Regions from separate parts of the Homo sapiens genome. Here regions 2, 3, 4, 5, 6 and 7 are each linked to region 1. Evidence: chromatin loops called from intact Hi-C (ENCODE). Cell type or tissue: heart right ventricle. All regions are shown on one strand. Region 1 has its middle 17 kb from the start of MAD2L1. Region 2 has its middle 9.5 kb from the start of LINC01365. Region 3 overlaps LOC105377397 (a long non-coding RNA gene). Region 4 overlaps PDE5A (phosphodiesterase 5A). Region 5 holds the start of LINC01365 (long intergenic non-protein coding RNA 1365). Region 6 has its middle 7.3 kb from the start of FABP2. Region 7 has its middle 19 kb from the start of LINC01365.

Region 1 (4,000 bases):
AGTAACCAGAAGCGAGAAGAGATGGCTATACAAATATTTTTTTAAAAAAGCTTTAAATCAGAAAAGACAAGAACAAGAGACAAAGGAGGAGACAAAGAAGGACATTGCACACTTAGAGGGTTCAACCCAGCAGAAGTTATAACAAGTATAAACATGCATGCATCTAAAAACAGTCAATTAAAATACATAAAGCAAAAACTGAAAATTGCATGGATAAATAATCAGTTCTACAATAATAGTTGGAGATTTTAATATCCCACTGTCAATAATGAATAGGACAACCAGACAAAAAATAGGTAGGAAATAGTGAACTTAAACAACACATGAATCAGCTATATCTATCAGACAAAATTATGATTACAAAAAGAAGCATGGTGGTTACCAGGGGCTGGAGGGAGGGGAGAATGAGGGGTTATTGTTTAATGGTAATAGCATTTCCATTTTACAAGATGAAAAAGGTTATGGAGATGGATGGTGGTGATGGTTGCCCAACATTATGAATGTATTTAATACTACTGATTGTACACTTAAAATAATATGATGGCAAATTTATGTTATGTAAAAAACAATTTAAAAAACTAGAAAAAAATGAGAAAAAAGCCAATAAAAATTATTCTTGTTATTTATTTTAATTTGATAGATGAGCTCTTAATAGAATAACAGTGACAGAGTCTGTGTCTCAGTCAGCTCAAGCCACCATAACCAAATCCCATAGACTGGGTTACTTAAACAACAAAAGTTTATTTCTCACAGAAAAAAATTATTTCTCACAGGAGGTTTAAAGTCCAAGATCAAGGTGCTGGCATTTTCAGTTTCTGGTAGGGGCTCTCTTTCTGGCTTGTAGACAGCCACTTTTTAACTATATTTTTACATGGCAGGGAGAGAGAGAGGTGAGGGCGTCAATATATGAATTTAGGGGGACACAATTCAGTCCATAGCAGTCTCTCATTTATTTCTTTAAACTGAATTTTCACCCTAAAAATCACATAGAAGAGATAGTACAAGGTGATGCTATGCCAGTAATACCAACATTTAAGCACATCACAAAGACAAAACTACACTATTTCCTCTTTCTCTCTTTCTCTCTCTTTCTCCCTCTCTCTCTTTCTCCCTCTTTCTTTTCTATTTTCTTAATTCTATTTTTTCTCTTAAAATTTTTAATCGATGATAAAATGTCTGTATAGAAAAGGAGGTTGTATACTGTTAAGAGCATGAGCTCTGGAATCAAACTACTACCTGGTTTTGAACCCCTGATCATTACTCACTACCTATGTGACACTGGGAAAACCAGTTATACTATTAAAGCCTCCATGTCCTCATCTGCAAGACAGAGATGATGATAAGTTACCTCATAGGGTTGTTATGAATTTTAAATAATACCATAGAAAACTTTCTATGGTACCCAACATAGCAATCTCTCAGCTAATGTCAATTATGCTTATGGGAAGACTTTACATTTCAAAATAGCAAGCAATATTACAGATATTCTTCCATGACCAAAGGGAAGGCAGAGAGAAAAGGTAGTAAAGTCAATCGAGCAACTACAGGTGGCCAAGCTCTTTGCCAGGTAGTTCATGTACATCATTTGCATTTCCTCGAAGTAGCCTTATGAGATAAGAATTTTCATTTTTACAGATGGAGAAACTGAGGCTCCATCAGTTAAGTAACCAAGAGCCACATACCGAACAATTCAGAGAGTCCAGTGTGTCTGATTCCAAAGTCACATGGTGTTTCCACAACGAAACATTGTTTCCTCCCAGATGTGTGTTGGCTCGGGGGGCAGGACTATATTTTAAAGCACATCGCATTTAGGCAGGCTCCTAAATTATTTAGCTGGCATGTACATGCGAATATCGTCATCATCCTTCAGCGTTTGTATTCGGTGCTCATACTCCACTCAATCTCTCCTCCCCAAAATGGCTGGTTCTGGAACCCCTAAGCACTTGGCAGCATGTTACCAACTCTCAGACAGGAAGTTTTCATTCTCTTCCACAGTTGATAGTCGATGCCTGAGACTTTAAGGAGCCACACCGCGGGCTTGAGAGACGCTGGGAGTCGCAGTCAGGACTGCGAAAGAACTCAAGTGATGATTCACCTCCTGAGGTCTACTTGCTCACATCTCTATGGCAGATACCGGGCTGCGAATTGTGGCTCCCTTTTGACTAAACCTTTTCACTCCCTGCTTAGCCTGGTCTCTATCCTGGGTCACTGCCACTGTGAGTAGTTTCGCTTCTAATTCTGGCCATCTGGACCTCTACTTCCCAGTTCCTGATTTTTGCCTCCACAAAGTGAAGGATGCCCAGGCCCTGAGAGCAAGCACGTACTCCACTGCCCTTTGCTGCCCTCTGCTGACCATAACTGGAAATGATGGTTACTCTTTCAGGCCCTGTCTCAAGGCAGGTACTACAGTGAGAAGAACGAAGCCTGGAACACAAAATTTTGAGGGTGAGCCCCCAAACTAACTAAATTAGATAAATAATATTTTAATGCAATAGTTTTAAAAGTCAAAATAACTGTAAAAAATACATGATGAACAAAATATGTAAATGTACCCTAAATCATACTCCTAGCTTCTGTGTACACAAGCCATGGCATCTGTCTTTTTATTAAAGGGAAAGTCCTAGTATCACAGTAGAAAACCATGCTACCAGTATTGATCACCTTTTTTCCATCATTCACATAGATTTTTAAAACTCACAAAATTTAGAAGAAATAAACAGCAAAAATGAGAACGTCCAAGTGGAGCAGATATACTAGGTGACTCCTGAAGAAAGTAGGTAATTAAGAGAACAGAAGAAAAATTGATCTTTCAACAAATATTAACATCTTCATAGTTAAGAAGCAAATGAATGGGTGGCTAGAATCAAGCACAGTAAAAAATGTTTATGTTTTATGTTTAATTTCTTGGATATTAAAGATATAGGCTAAATGAATAATTTCATAAGAAGGCTTGAAGATTGAGTTTATGGACTCCTTTTCTATCTTGTCACTTGGAACATTCATCGTTCAGTATTAATGAACTAGATTACATTTTCTCCCCTTAATAGGTAGACTCATGCTATTTGATCAATCAATAAGGGGTAATTCAATAATCAGGATAATGAAAATGCTATTTCAATTTGTAGAGTCAACAAATCAACGAAACTGGAAGACAATAATAACTATAAAAGAGAATCTAACTAGTATTAAAATTGATAATGGAAAAAACACAAAAGTCTGAATGTTAAGGTAGCAGAGAGATGTGGCCAGCAATGTCAGACACAAATTCTTGTACCTTCTATAGCAAGGAATCAACATACTAAAATTGATGTAACAAAATATAGAGCTTGAACATATTCTTTAAAATTATAAAGATAACCACCAGAAGAAAATAATATGACTAGAAAAACTCAGGAGTAGATGGATAAAGAAATACGAACTAAGTTTCTCATCTTTCAATAGATGTGACCTAAAGTTGAAAAACAACAACAAAAAAAATAGTAATATTAACATATGCTTAAAGGTATGGTGATAACCACTAACAGAACAAAACATGTTTGAAAATAAGGAGCTAGATTAGACGTGGGGAGTGGGGGAATGAAGACAGGTGGATAATTTACTCTTCACTTGGTACCATTCTGTACTGTTTGATTTTATTAACTTATGAGCATATTAATTTTACACTATAAAAGTTAAAAAAATGAAAACAAAACTTTCTGCAGCTGCAGCTCTTGGCACTATTTCTTTCCCCAGCTGCAGTCACTCTCCTCATACTCATGGTTAGGTCCAATTGAGACAGGAAGAAATTAAAGGGCAACAGAAAAAGTACCTGCCCTGAAGTTCAGGGTTTCTGGGGTCTTCTTTCAATTTACTGTGTTCTGTCTTTACAGGGGCCTAATTCTTTGGAATACTAACTTTTGACTATTTCAGTCCATCAGATCTAGAATCTCCTTAAAGCTTTGCTAAACTTTGACATCATTCTCTTATTTCTTGAGAAGAGTAAGCTTGACTCCCTGGCTCT
Region 2 (4,000 bases), 250 kb before region 1:
GGTAATTCCTGTATAGCCACCTACAAATGTCTACAAGATCTTTGTAAAAGAATGGAGGACAGAAGAGACAAATGGGTTGAAGTCATGAACTTGGTAGTAATCTGGTTCTGAGTGTTAATTGAAGTGAAGTTCCTTGATGAAATCTACAGAATGCAAAAGAGATTAAAAGAGCCAAAGTCTCTTTTGCATCCAAGAGACACTCACATCTAAGAGGCAAATGAAAGAAGGGATCCGGGGAAAGAAAGGGAGGCATTTCTTTCAACAGGGGAAATTATTTTAATTTGAAATTCAATGAGGAGATAATGTCAGTCTCAAGGAGTTAATTTGAAATTTTTTCTTTTAATATTTAATATATATGTTCACCCCTTATAGGCAGTAGATAAAATATTCTCCATTTTCATAATTTTCTTAAGGTAAAAGATAATGATCATTTAATGTATGTTTAACTTTTGGTTTGTGGAAGGTCTTTCATGCTTTGTTTTCTATTTAAGTCTTCAATTACTTCTCAATAGAGAGCATAACAAGAAAAATTCTGATTTCCTTCCTTGCATCTAAATCTGTATTTAATAACTGAATGTCTGTAAACAGTACCAGGCAATGCAGTAATTATACGATTACTAAAGGGCATTGTTGGTATGAACATATTTCATTTAGATGCAAACTTTGGTGCTGTATTTCAGACACTTCAGAAATACAGTGATCCACACTAGAAATTAGCAGAGATCTACAACATATCGATACTAACGGTTTATAACATGTTTACAAATATTTCTCTATTATTTGCTCCCAAGATGACAATTACTGTAGGTTTACGAAGGGGCATGATCTAGCTCTTCTGCCCCATATTATGTTTCAAGAAGGACCATGCAATTGAATCTTTAACCACATAGATTAAGTACTGATTCTTCTATTTCTTAGATGTTATTCTTGGGCAAGTTGGTTCAGTTTATTTCAACAATTTTTTTTTACCAAATTTCTATTATTACCAAGTACTGGAGAAACAAAGCTAAATGAAATATATATATGCATAGAACATTTCATAATAATAAGAGAAGTAGGCACAGGGTGCTGTGAGTTTGAAAGAGATTCTTCTCATTCAGCTTGAGGAATAAGAGGTGGCCAGCATTTCTGAAGGAGAAGGTGTCCGAGATGATTTTTAGTCAGGGAAGTCATCACCTTTTCTCCACCCCAAACCTGGTCACACATGTTCGTATCTAAAATTCTCTTTTATTCCACTAAAAGAGAGCAAAAATGCAGTGCAGAATGAATAATAGGGTGTGCCTGGGGAACCAAATGTAGTTTCATATTACCAGAAATTAAAACACGAGATGTGGGTTTCTCGAAGTTCAGGCAGATGTCATGGAGGCTTCACAGGCTGGGATGAAAGCTTGGCATGTAATTGAAGTGATTTGTTGACATAAAAAAAGCAGTCACAGTTAAATTTGCACTGCTGTTATATAACTCTGGTGGCAGTGTGTAGGGTGTATTTGAAGGGGGCAAATCTGGAACCATTTTTAATTCTTCAATGAGGCATGATAAGGGCTTGAACTTGGCCATGATAAAGTCTGGGAAAGGAAGGGCACAATTAAGAAAAAGTAAGGAGGCAACTACTTATGACAATGCTTGTTGAGCTAGAGAAAGCACAGCTTTAAGAGTGAGTGAGGCCTGAACTTGAACCCTAGCTTAATTACTTAAAAGCTTGAGCCTTTTACAAGTTACTGTAATTTTTGATTTTCTGTAATCCTGAAAGCGAGGGTGACTTTGCTTTGTGTCATCCTAGGGATTAGGCATAATTTAAAGCACCTGAAATAAATAATTACCAAAGGTCGGTTCCTGGTTAACATAAGTAAACAAGCCTGTTTCCCCTACACTTCCTTGTACCTAAATTCCCCTGCACTTCCTTGTACCTAATCCTTGCCCTCTGCCTCAGGGTAAGAGAACAGCTGCCTTCAGCTTATTCTTCCCCAAAGCTATGCAGAGCCTTCTGACCTTTCAGAAGGTTTGCGCCCTTTCCCTGTAATTTCTGCCACCATACTGACCGATCTCCTACATGACCTTTTAGGCTCTTAGCTTAAATGCCATGTGAATAGGGTCATTGTTTTAGGTTATGGGTCTCTTTTTATTAAGGGACACTGTAAGAGTCCTTTCAAAACCATCATAGACAGAAATACTTGTTATAAATGATAATAATAATATTAGTAAGCAGGGTGAAAAACAGTGGCTGGAAGAATGTCATCTGTCAGTGGATATGCTCATTCACGGGCAGGCTCTACTTTTCATGTGTTAACTCTTCCCATTTTACAGATAAGAACACGTAGAGAAAACCATGGAAATTAATAAGCTTTTCAGAGAAATATATGCTCTCCCACCTCACATTCAAAGATAAAACTTGACGTGGATGTTGAGGACTTGACTAGAAAGAGAAGTAACAATTTCCTGATTTCTACTTCTCAAATGCATTTTGAGATCCTTCTCAGTCACCAAGTTTGATATCAGGTGTTATATCCTGAAGTGGCATAGCCTTGGTGGAGTCTTCTCAATGGGTGAATTACCACCAAGATTAGCAATTATCATTAGAATTATTGTGATGGATAAATTCAGTTGTAATTATCATTATGGTTTATCTACTTTTCTCTGCGGGTTTGTATTAACACATTTTGGTAAGACTACAAGTAACTGTCTCTAGTTAAAAAAGAAAAGTTAAATGGACTCTGAGAATTGTTTCATATATCTATTATCTACCTTCACTTGTGATACCAAAGAAGTAGTTTATCGGGCACAGATGCTACAGCAATGTTTAGTATATACGTCATACATCGGTTGGAATAGAAAGGGTTTTGAAATTCTCTAAATCCAACTCAGACTGATACTAACTTATGAATAAGCAATATCATCTTTTTTGGACAACTATTGACTATCATGTCCATATGTGTTTTTCTAAAGGCTTTTATATGGTGTTTTGATTATGTCATAATCAATAAATGTCAATTGCTGCATTTCATCAAGTAACTGCCACAGGCCCCTGCCCAAACATAGCACTTTTGATGACTCTGTTACCAATAAGCAAGATTTAAAAACAAAACAAAACAAAAAACTAGCCATCAGTCGAAAGTTTGTCTGTTGGTCTACTTTCTAAAGGGTCAGGAAATGAGTTGCAGATGGATCAGTATTTACGTTCCCTGACATGTCCTGAGGGCTTGGTGGATGTTTCCTTCAGTGTCACCACAACACAGCATTTAGGGCTTCCATTTAAAAGGAGCCCCTGCTTAAGAGAGAGTAGGAGGAAGGGGGCTCCACATGGAGCCGTAGGAGTGTGAGTGGTTCAGCACCCTTTTCTCCAGGTGAAAGTTGCTGCTCACTATTACAAAGGGTGGACTTTGTAACACTCTTTGTAACACAGAGAGAAGATCTGTGTTTGTCTGGGGTGGTTGTGGCCAGCCTCACTGTCTTCCTTTCAGCTTCTCCTTTCCCTCCTCAGAGACTTGTCCTGCCAGTGACACTCTGACATGAGTCTTCAGGTGGACACTGTCCTCCCATTCTATAGGGCTTGGCCCAAATATCACCCCCCCCACTTTTTTTTGAGATGGAGTCTCGCTCTGTTGCCCAGGCTGGAGTGCAGTGGCATGATCTTGGCTCACTGCAAGCTCCACCTCCCGGGTTCACATCATTCTCCTGCCTCAGCCTCCTGAGTCGCTGGGACTACAGGCGCCCGCCACCATGCCTGGCTAATTTTTTGTATTTTTTAGTAGAGACGGGGTTTCACTGTGTTAGCCAGGACGGTCTCGATCTCCTGACCTCATGATCCACCTGCCCTGGCCTCCCAAAGTGCTGGAAATATCACCTCTTTACAGGCAGTTTTTCTGACCATCTTCTCCAAGCAGATGCCACTTACTCCATTTTGCCATTGCACTCACCTATTTTCTTCACATCATCTCTTGCAAGTTCTTGTATGTAGACTTTAAAAAAATGACCAGTCATCCCTTTTGGGCTATAACTTCAA
Region 3 (4,000 bases), 360 kb before region 1:
TCCAAATTTTATTACCAATGGAAAACCCCCCAAAAAAGGACATCAAGTTTAAAATTTAGGTACATCCCAGCTTCTTTGCATAATGTAGAATCATAGAAGTTTAGAGCTAAAATGAACTTTGTTTCTCCATTGAGTCCCATGTCTTTGGCTGCCTTAGAAAGAAAAAAGATAAGCATAATACCTTCTGACATATGCCAAGCGAAGTACAGCATTAGGCTTTTTATATACATATTCTCTATACATGTATTTTATAATCTTTCAAATTCTTACAATAAACATCAATTTAGGAATCATTATCCCCAACTTATAGTTGAAAACTCTGATGTTAAGAGAATTTAGGAAGATTTTAAGATTTTTAAGGGCAGAGGAAGCACATATTTTTAAAAATTACTCTGATTGTACCAGAGAAAACATTTTCAGGGTATAAATGCAGATATGAGAAAACCAGCTGTGGCTTATTGCATTAGTCTCAGCAAGTCAGGATGTCAGCCTGGATTAGAGTCAGTTGAGATGAAGAGAAAGAAAGAAAATCAGTAGAAATTTAGAGTATAGAACTGATTGGACTTGGTTATAGATTTGTTGTCAGAGGAGAGGAGAAAGAGAAGAAAGCCACATTTGACAACCAGTGTTTGGCTGGAAGAACTGGCTGGATGGTGGAGTCATTTGCAAAGATGAAAAATCCTAACAAGAGGATTTGGGAAGTGGAAATGAGGCAGGGAGCAAAGGATGGGGAAGGAGATTGTGAACTGCCGCCATGATACAGGGAATTTTTCAAATAGGTTTTATTTTTTGGATTGTAGATCTGGGAATACATATTCTATCAAATGCCCACTCAACCCCTTTTTTTCTCCCCTCATCCACATGGCAATCCCAAGGGTTCTTGAGCCTTGAGTTTGAAAATGCAGATGCTAACTGCATTTTCTAGATAGCTGTAGAGGTTGACATTTATCAACTCACTTGATCTAAGACCATGTTGTAAGGAAAAAGGCTTTGCTGCAGCCAGGCGGGCATAGGCAGAGGTAAACATCCTGCATGACTCAGCAGGATTGGAGTGCAGGTGCACATTCCCATGTTTTATATAATCACAGCTATGTAGACATAACATAGAGAAGCTCATCACCTGGTTCTCAGCCACTGTGGTTTGTGAGGTGTATAAATGTAACACTGACACTGTGAAGGAGCTGCTGAATAAAGCCATGTCTCATCTACCTGCTGTCTCTTGAGTGTTCTTCTAGCTCACTGTGCCCCATCTACCTACTCCCCTCAGACCTCAGCTGGGGCTTGAACCTGACATATGTGATCCCCTTAGACTTAGCTAGATTTTGGTACATTGAAAGAAAGGGTATTATTTTAGAAGAATAATGTGTAATAAGGATATCACCTGAGTTTAAACTGGGATTTTTAAATTTTGGTGTGTGTTTGATAAAAAGGTGCAGCTAAAAGCTCAAAGAGGTGATTTGTGTGAAATAATTTACATAAGTAGGAAAGTGTCTTCAAATAAAAGGGTGTGTGGGGGTAGAGATGGAAAGGGATATGAACGGACAAGAGGCTCTCTCCTTTACTGATGGGTCTCATGGTCTCAGTCTGAACCCTGATGGAGGCAGGGGCTACAGGAGGACACTGAAGATTCCGTTTTCCCAGGCATGGAGTCACCTATCATGTGGCTTAGGGGCTAAAGGGATGAAGCAGGATACAGGTTAGGGAAGAGCACCATTTTCACCGTATCTGGGGATAATACAGCCTGGTTCTGAAGTGATAAATGTTGTTTCAACTTGAGGGTTTGCACTTTAGGTTTGCACCAGGATAGGTGTTGGTACTATGAACAGGGAGCTAATGTTCAGAACCATTCTCAAGTGTTTCTGCTAGCCCTCAACAAGGGATGCCAGGCAGAAAGATCTGGGAGGAGTTCTTGCCAACTCTGTTCTATCTATCTGGGGACTACAGAAATATATAAATGAGACTCTGCAATTATACATAGGGCCATGAGATTGAGCTATGCTGTATTGTGGTTCTGTTTGTAAACACAGGGTGGTGAGGCCTGGGGTAAATGGGGATTACACTAGAAAAGTAGTATGCTTCAGAACAACTGATGGAACTTATTTTAAAATGACCCATGCCCATGCCCCACCTCCAGAGATTCTGATTTAGAAAGCCTAGGGTGACATCGTGGCAGCTGTGTGGTGCCAGAGCTCCATGAGTAGTTCCAATGCTTATGCTTGGTTAAAAACCACTGCATTTAATTTGTCAGAGTTGAGTCAGAGGTGGAAATGGCTAGCAAAGGAGAAGAAATTTAGATTTTTGGAAGTATTTCCCTTTTTGACTTTGTTTTATATTCTTGTCTCCTTCTCCCTAGCTTTCCACATTCCTATCAAAATAGCTTCCTTTCCCTAATATTGGTTTTCTTAATTCCTCACTGAAGCTTTCTCCGAAGGAGAATTACTGGAAGATTCAGCCAGCCTTAGTCTCTTCATACTTGGACTCAGTTGAAAAGAAAATTTAAGAATGCGAACATCTTTTTTTTTCTTCCATAGAAGAAAATGGCTCACAATCTTATTTTGTTTGATCAGCTCAATATTAAATAATTATGTGAATATTTTTCTTGAAGCATCCTCTCTCTTCCACTACTATTTCCACAGCTCACTCTACTGTTATTTTTTGCTTAAAAGTTATCAATGGAATTTAGACATCAGTGTACCTTCAGCTTTATTTCTCCAGTCTGGTTCCACAGGCTGCAAAAATAACCCTCCAGAGTTGTAAGCCACAAAAATGACCCCTCACCAAACACATCTTAGTCCATTCCTATGTAAACTAGGGAAGTATGTCATTCTTTTGTAGAATCTATATCTATAGTATTAAAAATAAACTGGGTTAGTGACTTAATTCTTGTTCAATGATTCCTTTATTTTCCAATGTTATTTACAATTTTCAATACAATGGCATGCTTGCTTTCTTGAAATAAAGCTGAAATAAAATAACTGTAACAATTTTTTTAGTGCAAAATTTCAAATGTCCATTCTATTAACTGAGACAATAGAGGTCAAAGTCACATCAGGAATTAAACATATCTTTCTCCATTTATTCCCAGGAATGAAAGAGAGAGAACAGATCAGTGTTCAGTTTGAAAGAGCCATAATTCAGCAGTCTTTCTACATTACCTCTCAGAAGAAGGAGCCTGCATGTCTAAAGAGAGAAGTGAAGTTTAAGTACTGGAAAAAAGGAAAGTCTTCAGCCTTGGGAATGTAATAACCTGGGGTCAGCTGAGAACCCTGAGGAGGACTGACCCAATCAGCTGCTGGGAGAAGCAACATAACTGTTCTGCTGGAGGGAGAAACAAATTCTAATCAGATGTGAACCAACTATCCAGGGAGCTTCTGTTGTCATGAGAAAAGGAAGTGCTCTTCCTTTCAACTGGAAAACTAGAATGTACCACTTTTTTTTTTTTTTTGTTAATGCTCCCTCTTTTCTTTTTTTATTAGCTTTGTAATAAAAATTTAATTTAAAAGTTGATATGCAAACAAGTGTGTAACAATCTGAATATTTAACATTGATAGATCTATTTTAGAAAATTAAAGTGAATATATCTGAGTTTTAGAGTTTAATGTTTACTGCACACAGGATGAAACAGAAACTAAACTTTGTTACATTTTTAAAAAATTCTTTAACTTCAGTTGGATTTACTATTTGTAAAGTGAAAAGAAACTCTTTTTCTCCAAAATTTTTGTCCTTTACTGAGTGACTTTAGAAAATTGATTTCACTATTCCAAGTTTTAGTTTTTTATTCAGAAATTAAGAAATATGTCAGTATGTGTCTATTATTACTATAGATCGCTTCTTGGCCTTTTGGCTAAGATCAAGTGTATTATTATTATAGAATGGGTTCTCAGATAAAGAAAAAACTAAGAATTTTCTCAGATTTTTGGGAGTATTTCATTATAAAAACAAAAACTATGTAAGATTAAATTGATATTACCTTTTCAATGGACTCACTTGAAAAAGAGTT
Region 4 (4,000 bases), 490 kb before region 1:
CTGATGGGAATATTATAGTGTCCTTTAGAATGTGCCTCAGAGCTCCAATTGTAGAAAGAGTAGCTGACCAATGTCTCAAGTTGCTGTGCTCTGGAAGCCATCAACAAGTTTGCACTGAGGTCACCTCTACCAGGGTTGATCCCAGAGAAAAAGACTGAGCACACTAGGGACACTAAAGTAGGCCTAATCCTGGGAGGCCCAGTATTCTTCTCACAGTAAATTTCAGCTAGAGGACTTCCCAGCAGCCTTGCCAAACCTTCCTTAGAACTGTTCAGCTGTCTAGGATACTTCTGTACAACTTTCCTTCCTTCTTCCTCTCCTTAACTCTGGGTCAGACTTTCGTGTTGGTCTGATGGCTTTCCTGGCTCCTTCCCTCTGGTTCTCACAGGGTGTTTTCTCTAATAAATTTCTGCACATTTAATCTAATCTTGGCATCTGTTTCTTGGAAGACCTGGACTAACTCACACATCTAAGGCTTTTTGTACAATGTGTATCAATGAACTGTATATGAGTGCATTGTTGGGATGAGAGAATTAGGTACGTGGAGCTTGAAAAGATAAATTTCTGTGCTTTAGAATTAAATGGGAGTCACTGCAGGTAATGTAAACCAAAGACAAATAAAAAAAAAATCAAAGAGACATGGAAATAATAGCTAACACTTACTGAATGCCAGAAATTTTCTGAAGCATTTTATATACATTATCTTATTTGATTCTTAGTACAATCCTACTACCACTACAGATGAAGAAACTGAGGCTTTGAGAGATTAAATAATTTACATGAAGTCTCACAGCTAGTAAGCCCAGTATGTGGTGCAACTTAAATACTTACATTTAAATACAATCAATCTGACTTCTACATTCTTCTACACTGTATCCACAATTTTTTAAAGTAGTAGTCTTTACTTATTTAATTACACTTATATTTTCTAATATGATAATCAATAACAAGTATAAACTAATATGTATATTCCAAGAAAGTGACCTAAAAGGATTAATTCTATGTATTTATCATTTTATGACACAAATGTGCATTTGTGAATGAACATAAAGTTAATTAGTATGGAATTATAGCACTAAAATATCTACTTCTTAAAGAGCTAACATAAACGGCACAACATTATACTCATTTTTTTCCTTCTAATTGGGTGGCTCTTGAATTGAAGCACAAAAACTCTAAAACTTCCCACCATGTGGAAATGAGCCTCCCTTTGGAAATTCCTGGGCAACTCAACTCCCAAGAGCTTACTATGCTTTATCCCTTTTATGATATGCTTCTAATAATTATGTGTAATGTTCACCCTGAATATGTTGTTTTACATTTAACATTTCAAAACCATCTTCAGTATATTAATTTATGAGGTCATTAGTGGATTGGTTGGAAAAATCTCGAATGAGCTATACTTTTTAATTGATAAATAACTTCCTGAAAAGAATGATTTGCTTACTGCTAACATCAAATTGCCTAGTACTTCATCAAATTGAGAGATGGCAAAGTTTGGATTGGCAAAGTTTTTAATAATGAGAATTGGAGTCCTAAATCCTACCAATAATCAGTTTTAGGAACAAAATAAAGAATTTGCTGGTGAAAAATAAGTATCAATATTAGTTTTGCCCTTTTTCAAAATGTTAACATTACTAAACACCATTTTAAATTCAGTTACTGCAAATTTAGGCCTGTTACCTAATTTTTATTAAAATAAAAAAAATCTCAGAGGCCTTTTACTGTATCACTATAATAAAAGCTAACTTTACCATCCCAGCTAAAAACAGTGAAACCCCGTCTCTACTAAAAATACAAAAAATTAGCCGGGCGTAGTGGCGGGCGCCTGTAGTCCCAGCTACTTGGGAGGCTGAGGCGGGAGAATGGCGTGAACCCGGGAGGCGGAGCTTGCAGTGAGCCGAGATCCCGCCACTGCACTCCAGCCTGGGCGACAGAGCGAGACTCCGTCTCAAAAAAAAAAAAAAAAAAAGCTAACTTTAAATGTTTAGTTAACATAAGCTATTACTGTTGAAATGATTTTCATTATTGTAAAGTCAATTAATAAATCAGTTAAAATGATCCATGTAAATTAGTCTCTTTTAAGGTAATCACACTGACCTATTTAACCTTTATAAAAAATATCTTTATACTAAGACTGTCTTGGAATCATTAAATCAATAAGTGGAAAGATCCTTTCCATTTTTCCTACAGAGAGGGAATGTGGTATTTAGAAACAAATATATATATAGCAAGACATTTTTGTGTTTTTTTAAATGCATATTTACCAGTAGAGGTCACTATCACACCAATTCACTGGATTTGTCCAGCTACTGCTAAAAGAAATTAGAGGGCCTGGCTGAATTTATAAGAAAAAAATCAAAAGCCAATACCTAAAATATAATACACAGGGATATGCTGCTGCACAAATATTAAAAGATAATGTAGATAATTCATCATTTTGGACTTTTAATATGATTATCATACTGATGTTCCTATTGTCCCATGGAGGTAAAGGTAAATATATAAACAGAGATGCCTATATTTCTATTTATGTATAGGAACTCATTATTTATGCAAGCCAAAAAGTAAAATATTCAAATATTTACATATGTCCTACCTAGAAACTTTCTAAAATCTTCTTTCCAAAAAGGAAAAAAGATATTACAGCATCATAAAATTAAAATAATATATATTAATGTGCACATTTTCAGACATTTCAAAAGGATTCAATACTAACTAAAACAATGTCAAATCTGCTAGAAAATGCAATGGCACAGGAGCTTAGGACAGAATAGGTGTGGAGACGGGATATAATCTTCAATGCATGATCAGCAAAGCCAAGAAGGAAATAAAGGTCAGCAATTCAATTATGACCATGTGAACCCCAAATTCCAGGACATCAGAAAACTCTCTGGTTAGACAATCCATGGTTTATCTCCCTTGACTACTCACTTCATGCCCAAGTCAGCAGTCAAGGCTTAAAGTCAGGTCTACCTTCTGAGTCAAATGAATTCCCCATCTGCCTCCAAGTTACACCCCACCCTTTGCTAATTCCTAAAATCCTTTAATAGGAGAAAAGGCCCTTCCTTGTACCACATTGTCAAAATAATAGTCTAGTAATGAGTTTTGATTTAAATATAAATACTTAACAAAGTAACAACTTTAAGTCACTGTGGTCAATAGTCTCTCCATCTTGATGGAGGACGACTTAGGACCGTAAATGTGAGAAAAGACAAGAGACAATAAAATAATCTGTAGCTTATATTTCTTAAATCAAACTGGTCATGAAATAACTATTTAGCCAATATTATATCATGTGATAAAGACAAGTAGAGAATACGTGCTTTTACCTTGTTAATGTATCAGATGATTTTTCTAATTCCTCACACTCCATGTGAAACACACTAGAAAAAGAATCCTAAAAACAGACAACACAGGCTGAGAAATAAGTTTGACAAGGTAATGAAAACTATCTAGATACAGACATACATGCTATGGAATTGACAAAAGACCCCAATACTTGTAGTATATTTTTACTTATTCTTGGACAAAATAGACCCAAGTACTCATTTTATGACATCCTCAAAACTGCTTCCCATTTAATTAAAATAAAAGTTTCGTTCATATAATTTCTGATTTTCTCTTGGAAGAATGATTATATGAGGACTATTTGTTTTTTTCTAGGTGCTGATGGATTTATTAGTTTCAAAATTTTTTACACTTATTGAAAATTCTCAAGTTTTGGCTTTTAACGCTTAAGTACATTGATTGTTGTTAAATCCCAGGTAAAGAATCCCTTCTTAAAAAGATGTTTCATTCAGTAATACTTTATGTGATTATTAAAATAACTGTGAAAATTTTAACAACATAGAGAAATACTTTTGAAATTACATTAAAGGTGTGGTGGTTCATGCCTATAATCCCAACACTTTGGGAGGCCAAGGTGGGTGGATCACTTGAGGCCAGGAATTTGAGACCAGACTGGCCAACATGGCAAAACCCCTACTCTACTAAAAAT
Region 5 (4,000 bases), 240 kb before region 1:
TGAGACTCAGGGCCATTTCTGAGGACACAGGGATGGAGCACTGCAAGAGTTCTTGGGAGAGCTTGAAATGCATCCTTTGTATCTGCGGCCAGGGGCTGTAGAGAGAATGTCAATGACAGTTGCTTCAGAAGTCATGGAAGTAGGGGGTGGGAGGGAATATTGGAGCTGCTCAAGAGGCTGCAGACAGACAGACAGACAGAGAGAGAGAGAGAGAGAGAGAGAGAGAGAGAGAGAGAAACAGAAAGGCAAGTCTACTTTCCCACTATTTTATGGAGCCTATAAGGCAAGGGGAAGCAGTGAGGTTGAGCTGCCCTGATGAGACACTGCCCCAGGTTGCTGCCTTCTCCAGAGAAGAGATCCTAGGAGTGAGGAGCTGTGAGGTGGGTAGGTCACTAGGGCCTGAGGCCAAGGGAAAAATTAAGAGATCAGTCAGTACATCAGCCATGTAGGGAAACTACGAAATCATTCTTTTCCTCTAATCTCCATTCCAGTTGCACTGAGTGTGGAAGATTCACAAGTAGGGAAGTTGCAGTGAAAAATCAAGGGAGGGAAGGAAAGGGGATGTGTGTGTGTGTGTGTGTGTGTGTGTGTGAGAGAGAGAGAGAGAGAGAGAGAAAGCTGATTATACTGACAGTAACCTACTGTCTTGCAGTTCTCCAAACCCAGCTCTGAGCCTAAGTTGGATGGGGCTGGGGATAGTTTTGTTACATGAGGCAATAAAGGATACAATTGGACTTGTCTGGACTTTGTAACACATAAAAATGAGTTGTAATTAATGAAATAAGATTTGTTCTTATAACTGGAATGACCAGAAAGTTAAGGAAGCATCCTCAGATTATCCTGGGAGGATGTTGGGGCTTTGTTTTGAAGGCAGTGATGAGAAACAAAGTTATTTGCCACCACATTGACAGAGACTCATTCCATGTATTAGTTTTATATTTCTCTATCAGTTTTAACAAACACACTTCTGGAATTTAGTTTTACTTAATAATAATAATAAATATATATATTTTTCTTCATAGAAATTGGATAATCAGTTAATATATTTTGGGCAGGTTTTATTATTAACACACATAGATTAGTATAATTATTTTTAGTGACTCTACAGTAATCCACATTATGGATTTTCATAAATCCTTCAGTTGAAGAATATTTTTGTTTCTGTTTTATTACAAGGAATGCTGCAGTGAATGCTCTTTCACACATAACCAAGCATTTCTATGAGCTATCTATAGGATAATTTGATAAGTGGTATTACTGTTTCAAGGAGTATGCGTACAAATAACAGCAAGTGTACTTAAAATTTAGAAAGCTAAGGCAAATTAATTTTTTGAAAAGTTTCAAAAACGGTGTATATAAACCTTTTTTTAATAGTTTTATCCACATTGGATCTTATTCAACATTTTAATCTCTATAGGTATCATAAGGAAAACTATATAGTGCCTTTTTGCTGTTTTGATCTTAATGTTTTTGAACAAAGTTGATCATATTTTCAAGTATTGTCCTTTTCTAAATATTTAATGATTTAGGTAATACATAACTACAAGTGGCTCATAAAAATTGAAGTGTGACAGAGAAGACTAAAGTCTCCTATGATTATGAACTCAAATCCTAGTCCATTTGCTATCCTTCTCTTTCCACACCCCCATCTCACCAAATATTCCCTGTGAGGACCACATCTAATTCTTTAACCTGTTTCTTCTGATGTTTTCCTTCATATTTCTAAATGCTGTGCTTTTAACAGCTGTGTCTTTATTAAATTGTGACATCATCTTTTGACTTCTTTTCTAGGCATTTTTGCCCATTGACACCATCTTCCTAATTATGACATCATTATTGTCTTGTTTATTTATTGATTTCTGGCTTACATTGGTCTTCTTTCTCTAGTTACATTAGGTAGTAACTTAGATGATTAAATTTTTATCTTCCTTCTTTTCTTCATATGCATTCAATGCTATAGATTTCCTTATGAGCGCTGCTTTTGCTATATTCCACAAATTCTGATAAGTTGTATTTTTATTTTATTCTACTTTAAAATATGTTTAAATTTCTCTTGAGACTTCTTTGACCCATGTATTCTTTAGAAGTGTATTGCTTAATCTCCAAATATTTTGGGATTTTCCAGCCATCTTACTGTTATTGATCTCTAACTTAATTCCAAGGTGCTCTGAGAGCATATTTTATATGATTTCTATTTTTTAATTTGTTAAGATAAAGATGTGTTTTATAACCCAGAATGTGGTTGACCTTGGTGCATGTTACATGCAAGCTTGAGAAAAATGTATAATCTGCTGCTGTTGCATGAAACCTTCAATAAATGTCAATTAAATCTAGTTGATTGATGTCCAGTTGAAGTATATCCTTATCGAATTTCTCCCTGTTGGATCTGTCAATTATTGATAGAGGGAGCTCTTATTAATATCTGCAGCTCCAGCTATAATAGTGGATTTATCTATTTCTCCTTGAAGTTCTATCAGTTTTTGCCTCACTCACGTATTTTGTTGCTTTTGTTAGATGCATATACATTAAAAGTTGTTCTATCTTTTTGGAGAGTTTATCCCTTTATTATTGTGCAATGTCCTTCCTTATCTCTGGAAAGTTTTGAAGTCAGTTTAATTTGTGATTAGTACAGCTACCTTAGCTTTTGATTAGTGTTATCACCGTGTATTTTTCTTATCCCTTTACTGTTTATCTGTGAAGACATGTTTAAAATGGGTTTTTTGTAGACAGTTGAGTCTTGTTTTTTCAACCACCCTGATAGTCTTTTTAGTTGGTATATGTAGATATTTACATTTTAAGTGGTTACTGATATCATTGGATTAATTCTACAATGTTTGTAACTGTTTTCTATTTGTTGCCTTTGTTCTTTTTCAAAAATTTTTTTCCCACATTTTATGCCTCATCTGTATTTTTCTTTATCGTGGTAAAAAATGTATACTATGAGATATACCCTCTTAAAAGTTTTTAAGTGTATAGTACAGTATTGTTAACTAAAAGCACAGTTTCATACAGCAGATATCTAGGACTTTCTCATCTTGCATAATTCAAACTATACCCATTGAATGCAACTCCCCATTTCTCTCAACCCCCAGTCTATGGCAACTATCATTCTACTCTGCTTCTGTGAGTTTGGCTATTTATTTACTTACTTTAGGGATAAGGTCTTGCTATGTTGCTCAGGCTGGAGTACAGTGGCTATTCATGGGTGCAATTACAGGGGACTACAGCCTCAAACTCCTGGCCTCAAGTGATCCTCCCACCTGAGCCTTCTGAGTAGCTAGAACTACAGGCATGTACCCACCATGCCCAGCAATTTTGACTATTTTGTAAACCTCATATAATTGGAGTCATGTAGCATTTGCCTTTCTGTGACTAGCTTTACTTAGCATAATGTCCTCGAGGTTCATCTATACTGTTGTATGTGGCAAGATTTCCTCCTTTTTTAAAGCTTGCTATAGCTTTGATATTTGTCCTCTCAAATCTTATGTTGAAATTTGATCCCCAGTTTTGAAGGTGAGTCCTAATGGAGGCAGATCTCTCATGAATTGATTAATGCCCTTCCTGGTTGTGAGCGGTGGGCGGCGAGTCAGTTCTCACTCTATTAGTTCCCACAAGAGCTGGTTGTTTAAGAGAGCCTGGCACCATCCCTCTTACTCTCTCTTGCTTCCTTCCTTTCCATGTGATCTCTGCATATGCTAGCTCCCCTTCACCTTTCTCCATGACTGGAAATAGCCAGAGGCTCTCACCAGAAGCAGATGCTGGTGCTGTGCTTCTTCTACAGTCTGCAGCATTTGATCCAAATAAATCTCTTTTCTTTATAAATTATTCATCCTCAGGTATTCCTTTATAGCAACACAAAGTGATTAAGGCAAGGCTGAATATATATATATATATATATATAATGGACATTTAGGTTGATTCTACATCTTCTTTTTCTTTTTGAGACAGGATCTTTCTCTGTCACCCAGGCTAAAGTGCAGTGGCATGACCGTAGCTCATT
Region 6 (4,000 bases), 730 kb before region 1:
TGTTATCTCACCCCTCTTTTCTTCTATCCGGTTTTTGTTTACTAGAACTCATCATGACTGCTTTTACCTCATGGCATCTGTTGTTTGCTTTTCCATCTGTATCTTAACTTTTGCCCATCATTACTAGCTAATGACTTTCTCTGTGTATTGAAGTCAAATTCTCAACAGAGACCCTACCTGGTTTTAATTAATGAGAATTATTGGTCTTGGACAGAGTTCTCCTATCATTGGCTGCTCTCAAGTATAGAAATTGACTGCCCTTGGGTCAGGTGGCCATTTTTGACCTAATCAGATATGGCTAGGGTGATCTGGTTCAGAATAAGTTTATCTGTTTGTAAAGAACAACAAGGACTTATTCCCTCAGTAGATCTTCTGGGTTTAAGAAAGAATGGGGAAAGCTGGCTTTCTGAGGCTGGGGCTGCCCAGCATGCCCCAAATTACAATCATTAATATTTGCTATGTGTTAGAGGGATACAGTGTGGGGTATAGATATAAGACCCTATCCTTGCCCTCATATAGCTCACAAACTAGAGGAGGCAGGCAAGCAGATTGAATATAGAGTAATGGTATTGCTGGAGTTGAACACTTTGTGCCATGGGAACATGCAGGACAAACACTCAGTCTGGACTGGGATTGTGAAATAACCTCCATCTTTACTGAGGTTTCTCTGTTCCAAGTATATGTTAAAGAGAGGAAGTTCTGTGTCACAATGATGCCCTTCAGTATCCTTTTTTTAAAAAAAATCTTGTTTAAAAGTTTCTAAATTAAAACCCAGTGAAGGCATTGAGCATATACTCCTTTACCTAAAAGACATTTTGTTTTCAAGTTTAGGAAGAGTACTGTTCTTTGACTTTCAGGTGTTTTCTCCAGTGAATATAGTGAGTGTGCCAGAATCATTTGATAAGAACAGTTACACTACCTGTAATCTGAGAGATGTGGCTTTGAAACTGGGCTGACATTTAGGGAGCACTTCCTTGCCTGTCCTCCTTCAGAGTTCTACTACTCCTTCATTTCACAGCAGTCCTAACTACTAATTGTTTAAGCTCCCTCTTTCATTCCTGGAAATCTTGATTACATGGCAGGGAGGACTTCTCGCAATCCATCATTCTAATGGAATCTTCAATGAGGATATATATGGATGAGAGAAGCCCTCTGGAACACTATGCTTTATCCATGACTATTGATTTCCACCATTTGCTTCAAACTTTCATCTTCTGCCACTGTCTTGCATACTCTTCTTTTCCAGTCAATTCTCCAGTAAAATCTGTTCCAGACAATAGCTTGAAGGTTGGTCATCGGGCCTGAAGGCAATATACACCACCCTGCATATTAGCACCCACTGAGTGAGAGTATAACCCTACTCTAGATGACCATCCAATGCTGAAGATGATGATGCTATTCTTGGTATTTCGATTCAGACCCAAGATGAGCCTGAGAGTTTGTATCCATTTGAGGAAATTCTTAATCACCTAAATATCTCTACCAATAGTGTTCATCATTAAATACTTGCTGTCTGGCACATAGTGCTTTTTTAAAATTATTTTTTGTTCAATAAATGAAAGCAGTTTTAGTGGATCGGTTCAAGAGGAGTCTTTGTATTAGCTTTGTTTAGTGTGGAGTTTGGAACTGAAGAAGCATTTAATAATTAACATTTTAAAGTGTAGACTACGGTATATCAGACCTTTCTGGAACACTCCCTAGACACTGAAATGCGGCAAAGACACTGCATTGGAAACCTCCGAAAGAGTCTGTATCCTTGGCCAGCAGATGGCATTCTTATACTATAGTTTAGAGAAAGCAAGTAGCAAAAGGTAAAGAAGCACTTCTTAATGATGAAGTGACCATCTACCTCCTTTTTCCCTTCCCCATCACCACATAACCTTATCTCACTTCCATTTTATCCCAGGCAACTATCTTTTCCATCCATCCATTCACCCTTCTTTAGGTGCCTAGAGATGTCTTGCTACCATTCTCTCTAGTTGCTCATAGGAAAATATCTTTTGTACTTATTAATAGTCAATCCATAGAAATAGGACAAGCCACATAATTTTCAGGGCCCTGTGTAAAATGAAAATGCAGAAGTTGTTCAAAAAGTATTGAGAATTTTAGGACAGTAAGAAAAGAGCATTAAACCAAGCACAGGGCCCTCTGAGCCCACACAAGCCATACACCCATGAAACCAGCCATACTTTATAATGTAAATATTTCCCTCTTCCCATCCTACCTTCCATTGTTCTAATGTCCTGTCCCCTGTGACCCACACCAAAAAGGCTGCTTAAGAAAGGAAGGAATCACTAAATGTCATTCAGACATCATAGAATCTTAGCACTGAAAGAAAATTTGGAGATCTAGTTCAATCCTCTCATTTTAAAGATGATTAAACTACATTCCAAAGAGATGAAGAGACTCTCCCAAAGTCCCCAGCTAGTTATGTCACAGACTGGACTGGAACTAAGTATTCTCATCTACCAGGCCAAGGCTCACTCTCTCACGCAGACTCCATGAGAGGTATTTTAAGAAAAGAGTTTTCCCATCTACTCAGGATATACTTTGCCCCATTTTCTCTAGAGGAGAAGGGTACATGTTTATGTTACATTTGAGTACCAGGTATATGCCAGGCATTACACTCGATGTTTTATACATAATACCTCAATTGCAACAAGCTCAGAAAATCATTACATTTTCCCCATTTTTCAAATGAGAAAAATAGAGAATCAGAACTTGAATTTTAGTCAGTAAATGGGCAGACAAGAATTTGGGCAAGTCTGTGATTCTAAAACCCATTCTTTTTCACCACATCATTCCTAAATTTTAGGAAAGCTGAGTCAGCCTGTGTTTCCTGAACATTGGTCTTGTTTTTGGTCAGCTCTGGGTGATTTGGGGACTCTTTCCAGGCTATGTTCTTCAAATTTACCAGGTTTGCTACTGCCTTGGTGTCTTTGCTCCAGGGTGTTTCCTCTGCTTGAAACACTCTTCCCCCAGATATTTCATGAAAAACAGGACCACGTGTTGGAGAGGTAACAGGGCATCTGATCATATAGGGTCTTACAGGTCATTGTAAGAACATTGGCTTTTTCCTCTGAGTGAAAATGGAAGCCATTGCAGCAGTTTGAGCAGATAAGCGATGTGATCAGATTTAGATTTTTAAAGGATCCTTCTGGCTGCTGTGTAGAAAAAGAGACTAAAGGGGTGGAGTAGGGAAGGTAGAAGTTCTTGGGCTTTTTAGAGAGTTGTAACAGTAATCCAGGAAAAAGATAATGGTGGCTCATACTAAGGTGATAGCAGTGGAAGTGATGGGAAGTGGTTGGATTCTGGAGTTATATGTGTATGTAAGTACTATATTTTTAACTTCTTGTTATGGAAAATCTCAAATACATACAGAAGTACAGAGATGAATATAATGAATTCCTGTGTTCCTATTCAGTGAACCTATCATATGTTATTATGTGTCAGGCACTTTGCAACAGCTGCAAGAATTGCCAACTTGTATCAATCTTCCTCCCCAACCCTAGATTGGGGAGAAAGCAATTTGAAGCAAATCCCAGATACCATATTGCATGTGTAAATATTTCAGCTTCTACTACTCCAACTGCTTCTGACTGCCCCGACATTCTGCTATCTACCCTATGGTTACTGCTTGTTCATAGTTTCAGGTACTCATGACTTCTACTTATTGTCTGCTCTATTTGTCCTCTTTAAGCCTTTTTCCTTGCTATCAACTACTAACTGTGTACTTCTCAAATTCAAACTCCCTAGAAAGAGGTTCTTGCAGGTTCAGTTAGTTGTCATTTTTCCTTCTACACAGAGCTCATGATCTGGCCAAATTGTGGTAGATTGGCTGCTCTTGGGTCAGGGACCCTCTTTTGGCCAAGCAGGGTGGTGTAATGACAAGGTTGGTTTTCCCGAAAAACGGTTGTTGAAATGGAAGTCACTTAACAAATAATAGGCTGTTCTCCAATACTAATAAATAGTGGAAATTTAATTCTAGAAAGGATATAAA
Region 7 (4,000 bases), 260 kb before region 1:
GCTATTAACATTTGGCTCCTTGTTGCTTATGCAAATTTCTGCAGCTGGCTTGAATTTCTCCCCAGAAAATGGGTTTTTCTTTTCTACCACACAGTCAGGCTGCAAATTTTCCAAACTCTTATGTTCTGTCACCTCTTAGATGCTTTGATGCTTAAAAATTTCTTCTGCCATAATCCCTAAATCATCTCTCTCAAGTTCAAAGTTCCACAGATCTCTAGGACAGGGGCAAACAGTCACCAGTCTCTTTGCTAAAACATAGCAAGAGTCACCTTTACTCCAGTTCCCAACAAGTTCCTTAACTCCATTTGAGACCACCTCAGCCTGGGCTTCATTGCCCACATCACTATCAATATTTGGTCAAAACCATTCAACAAGTCTCTAGAAAGTTCCGAACTTTCCCACATCTTCCTGTCTTCTTCTGAGCCCTCCAAACTGTTCCAAACTCTGCCCATTACCCAGTTCCAAAGTCTCTTCCACATTTTCAGCTTATTTTTATAGCAGTGCCCCACTACGTTGGTACCAATTTCCTGTATTAGTCCATTTTCACACTGCTATAAAGAAATACATGAGACTGGGTAATTTAGGAAAGAGGTTTAATTAACTCACAGTTCCACATGACTGGGGAGGCCTCAGGAAACTTGCAATCATGGCAGAAGGTGAAGGAGAAGCAAGAACCTTCTTCACATGGTGACAGGAGAGGGAAGCAGGAAGAAAGAGCATTCAAATACTTATAAAACCACCACATCTCATGAGAATTCACTCACTATCATGAGAACAGTGTGGGGGAAATCACCCCCATGATCCAAGCAGCTCTTTTCCTTAGACACGTGGGGATTACAAGTCCTTCCCTCGATATGTGGGGATTACAATTTGAGATGAGATTTGGGTGGGGACACAGAGCCAAACCCTATCAAATATGCTAACTTAAAAAACAGAAGTTTGCATAGGAGATACAAATTTGTAGAATATAAAGGTAATATTCATCAGCAAAGTCCTATTGCATTTTAATTTCAAAGGGATTAAATTATACATGGTTTAAGTTTTTACCTGAAGACGTATATTAGAATTAATTATTTTGTTTTTCAGTTTTAATGAGGAAACTTTAAATACCTGTTTTTAAAGTCTGCATTAATACTGTTTTATTCTAATAATAGCTCTCAGCTAGCAGTACTGTTTTTTAACAAACATTTCTTTTTTGAATACCTATTATGATGGTCAGTGCTAAATTGTCAATGGGATAGGATCCAAAGGTAAATTTGATAAAAATTCCTATCCTTGGGAGACATAGAAAAATACATGCACTTTTTTTTTATTATTATACTTTAAGTTCTGAGATACATGTGCAGAACATGCACATTTGTTACATAGGTATACATGTGCCATGGTGGTTTCTTGCACCCATCAACCCGTCATCTATGTTAGGTATTTCTCCTAATGCTCTCCCTCCCCTAGATCCCACCCCCTGACAGGTCCCGGTGTGTGATGTTCCCCTCCATGTGTCCACGTGTTCTCGTTGTTAAACTCCCACTTATGAGTGAGAACATGCGGTGTTTGGTTTTTGTTCCTGTGTTAGTTTGCTGAGAATACATTTAATTAGAGTTAACTAACTACTTAGAGAAGTACTTCTAAAATTATTTTGGTCTCAGGACTCCTTCAATCTCTTCAAAATTATTGGGGATCCTAAAGAATTTTTGTTTGTTTAGCTTATATCTATCAATATTTACCACGTTAGAAATTAAAACTGAAAAAATTTAAAATACAAGTATACAATAATAATACATTACTTTAAGTGTCAGTATGATCATCTTATCCCATGTCATGTAGCCTCTGCAAAACTCTACTGTACATACACTTATGAGAAAATGAGAATGAAAATGCAAAAATGTCTTAGCATTAGTGATAAAATATTCTTGACTTTACGAAGCCTCTGAAAGGGTCTTCAAGGCCCCCAGAGACTATAAGTTATCAACCAGTAAACTAGAGGAGATGTTTGATGCTATAGTTGATACGTCATCAAAACATCATGATGATACAGGAAAGAGAGTAATTTATATCAATCAATGATTAAAATTGTTAATGATTACCACTTCACTAATACTGGTCTCCAATTGATCCTAGATTTCAATAAAAAGCAAATAAATGAAATAAATAGCAACAATAGTTTTTACCAAGTAGTTCAGTTCATGAAATGAAGGCATTCCCCTGCCACCTGGTGGCAAGGTGTCCTAATTAGGTATTAAGGGTTTTTTTGTTTGTTTTTTTGAGTGGCACACAATTGCAATATATCTTAGTTGCAAATTTAGAGTTTTTTGAATGTTGATTCTACCACTAAACATTATAAAATTATATTTGGAACCTCTGAAACATGCCAACCTAATGCTAAATAGTTCTTCAATACAATAAAAGCAAATAGGCTAAAATCCAACTGTGTTTTAAAGAACCAATCATTATGCAAGGTTTCCATAGTGCTTTGAATATAGTTGGACTTCAAAATTTCAAGGTGACAAAAAGATAAGTTTTCTTTGTTATTCTCTAATGCATTTTCTCACCGTGTAGTAAAAGAAACAGTAAGAGGAGTCTACAACTGCTACTACATTTAGGTTTTGTGAGCTCAGCCTGGGGTGGGAGGTTGAGAAAATGTCCTAGAAAAGATCACTGTAGCAGACTCCGATTCCACTCTACACAGAGAAGTTCCTAAGGGAATGTATGTTGCTGCAGCAGATGAAATACATCAGTACATGGATACCTGGAAAGAGCAAGTAGGGCAGCAATGGAGGACCAGAAGAACTTCAATCCTAAGAAAAATGGTAGGATGATACGAAATTGTCTGAGGCTATTACTCTTTCTTGGGTTAAATCATATTATCTTCCTTATGTCTTGTTTCTAACCATGACAATAAGACTAGATTTTATTATTTTACTGAGGCACTTTTGAGCTTTTGTAAATCAGTAACTTACTAACTGATAATTTTCATAAGCTTTTAGCATCCTTCCCAATCTTGAGAGGTACAATATAGCATAGAGTAGTGGTGCCAACCTGGGAGGATGTGAACATTTTGCAAGACACCTAAACATGAAGAGTTTTAAGGGAATCAATTTTCTGACACTTTACTTCCATATGTAGCTTTTCCCCAAAATTGTTCTGCCAGAAATCAAGCCTATATTCACAAAAGCCCAAATACCACTTTATGAAGGATATGCAAATTCCTCATTCATTTTATAAGTTACTAAGGTGCATTACCCTGAAGGCTAAACAAATCTGGGTGCCTAAGGAAGGGGAGGCCTTTCCCAGTGATTAATCATAGTACCATGAACCTAGAGGGCTTTTAGGCTCTCCCAGCTTCATACATACTTTTGTTAAGGATAAAGCCTAGAGGTAGAAATGATATTTTTGCCACTTAAGAATGCGGTGAATTCAGGTAGGTATAAAGGTATAAATTTTTATTTAGCAATGTTGCTTCTTTCCTTCTTTTGGTGTTTTTTTGTTCGTTTGTTTGTTTGACAAGGTCTTGCTCTGAGACAAGTTCTTGCTCTGTCACCCAGGCTGGAGTGCAGCGGCACAATCTTGGCTCACTGCAACCTCTACCTCCAGACCCAAGGGATTCTCCCAAGTAGCTGGTACTACAGGTACACACCACCATGTCTAGCTAACTTTTGTATTTTTTTAAAGAGATGGGGTTTCACTATTTGCCCAGGCTGGTCTCAAACTCCTGGGCTCAAGCAATCATCCCCTCTCAGCCTCCCAAAGTGCTGGAATTACAGGCGCGAGCCACTGTGCCCAGACTTCTTTTGTCTCCTATTTCAAAAAAATTCTTTTTTGAACTTCCATAAGGAAGTTCATTAAGAACATAGCAGAAAGAGCATCAGTAACAATTATTAAATGCTTAAAAATAATATTTTCTGCATATTTAAATGACAGGAAAGCTTTCCTATTCTTCTCAATATTATTCTTTAGTATTTAAAAGCACCAAAGAATAACCTAAAAACATACAGTACTAAAG

What was found. A loop is a pair of places that touch in the nucleus more often than their neighbours do. Peaks named below come from ENCODE experiments on the same cell type or tissue, not always from the same donor. Only the 100,000 strongest peaks of a DNase experiment are listed, where the experiment ranks them.
Region 2: a loop joins it to region 1, with 2.8 times the contacts of the local background. A loop is called at or near these places in 20 of 110 quality-filtered maps.
Region 3: it touches region 1 in a loop (11-fold over the local background); 36 of 110 quality-filtered maps call a loop at or near these places.
Region 4: a loop joins it to region 1, with 7 times the contacts of the local background. A loop is called at or near these places in 82 of 110 quality-filtered maps.
Region 5: a loop joins it to region 1, with 2.9 times the contacts of the local background. A loop is called at or near these places in 10 of 110 quality-filtered maps.
Region 6: it touches region 1 in a loop (13-fold over the local background); 75 of 110 quality-filtered maps call a loop at or near these places.
Region 7: a loop joins it to region 1, with 6 times the contacts of the local background. A loop is called at or near these places in 20 of 110 quality-filtered maps.

Annotation. Positions count from the first base shown.
Region 1 is chr4:120,047,726-120,051,725 of GRCh38, forward strand. No RefSeq gene overlaps it. Among named protein-coding and RNA genes, the nearest start is that of MAD2L1, 17 kb to the right of the region's middle. RefSeq lists an enhancer at 1,974-2,353. In heart right ventricle, a CTCF peak has its summit at 2,354 (motif pointing left); a DNase peak (open chromatin) is centred at 2,316; H3K4me3 peaks cover 568 bases; H3K27ac peaks cover 589 bases.
Region 2 is chr4:119,792,997-119,796,996 of GRCh38, forward strand. No RefSeq gene overlaps it. Among named protein-coding and RNA genes, the nearest start is that of LINC01365, 9.5 kb to the right of the region's middle. In heart right ventricle, no CTCF peak of the experiment used is centred here; no DNase peak of the experiment used is centred here.
Region 3 is chr4:119,690,025-119,694,024 of GRCh38, forward strand. LOC105377397 (a long non-coding RNA gene) reads left to right here. Exons shown (of 3, transcript XR_939161.4): 3 at 3,086-3,505. It also overlaps the pseudogene LOC124900920. Among named protein-coding and RNA genes, the nearest start is that of PDE5A, 63 kb to the left of the region's middle. In heart right ventricle, a CTCF peak has its summit at 2,178; no DNase peak of the experiment used is centred here; H3K4me3 peaks cover 1,811 bases; H3K27ac peaks cover 3,301 bases.
Region 4 is chr4:119,556,964-119,560,963 of GRCh38, forward strand. PDE5A (phosphodiesterase 5A) reads right to left here. Exons shown (of 21, transcript NM_001083.4): 7 at 3,333-3,400. Among named protein-coding and RNA genes, the nearest start is that of PDE5A, 70 kb to the right of the region's middle. In heart right ventricle, a CTCF peak has its summit at 2,280 (motif pointing right); no DNase peak of the experiment used is centred here.
Region 5 is chr4:119,802,798-119,806,797 of GRCh38, forward strand. It overlaps LINC01365 (long intergenic non-protein coding RNA 1365), which reads right to left and starts at 1,720. Exons shown (of 4, transcript NR_174111.1): 1 at 1,655-1,720; 2 at 1-95. In heart right ventricle, no CTCF peak of the experiment used is centred here; no DNase peak of the experiment used is centred here.
Region 6 is chr4:119,312,792-119,316,791 of GRCh38, forward strand. No RefSeq gene overlaps it. Among named protein-coding and RNA genes, the nearest start is that of FABP2, 7.3 kb to the right of the region's middle. In heart right ventricle, a CTCF peak has its summit at 1,762 (motif pointing right); no DNase peak of the experiment used is centred here.
Region 7 is chr4:119,783,952-119,787,951 of GRCh38, forward strand. No RefSeq gene overlaps it. Among named protein-coding and RNA genes, the nearest start is that of LINC01365, 19 kb to the right of the region's middle. In heart right ventricle, a CTCF peak has its summit at 2,212 (motif pointing left); no DNase peak of the experiment used is centred here.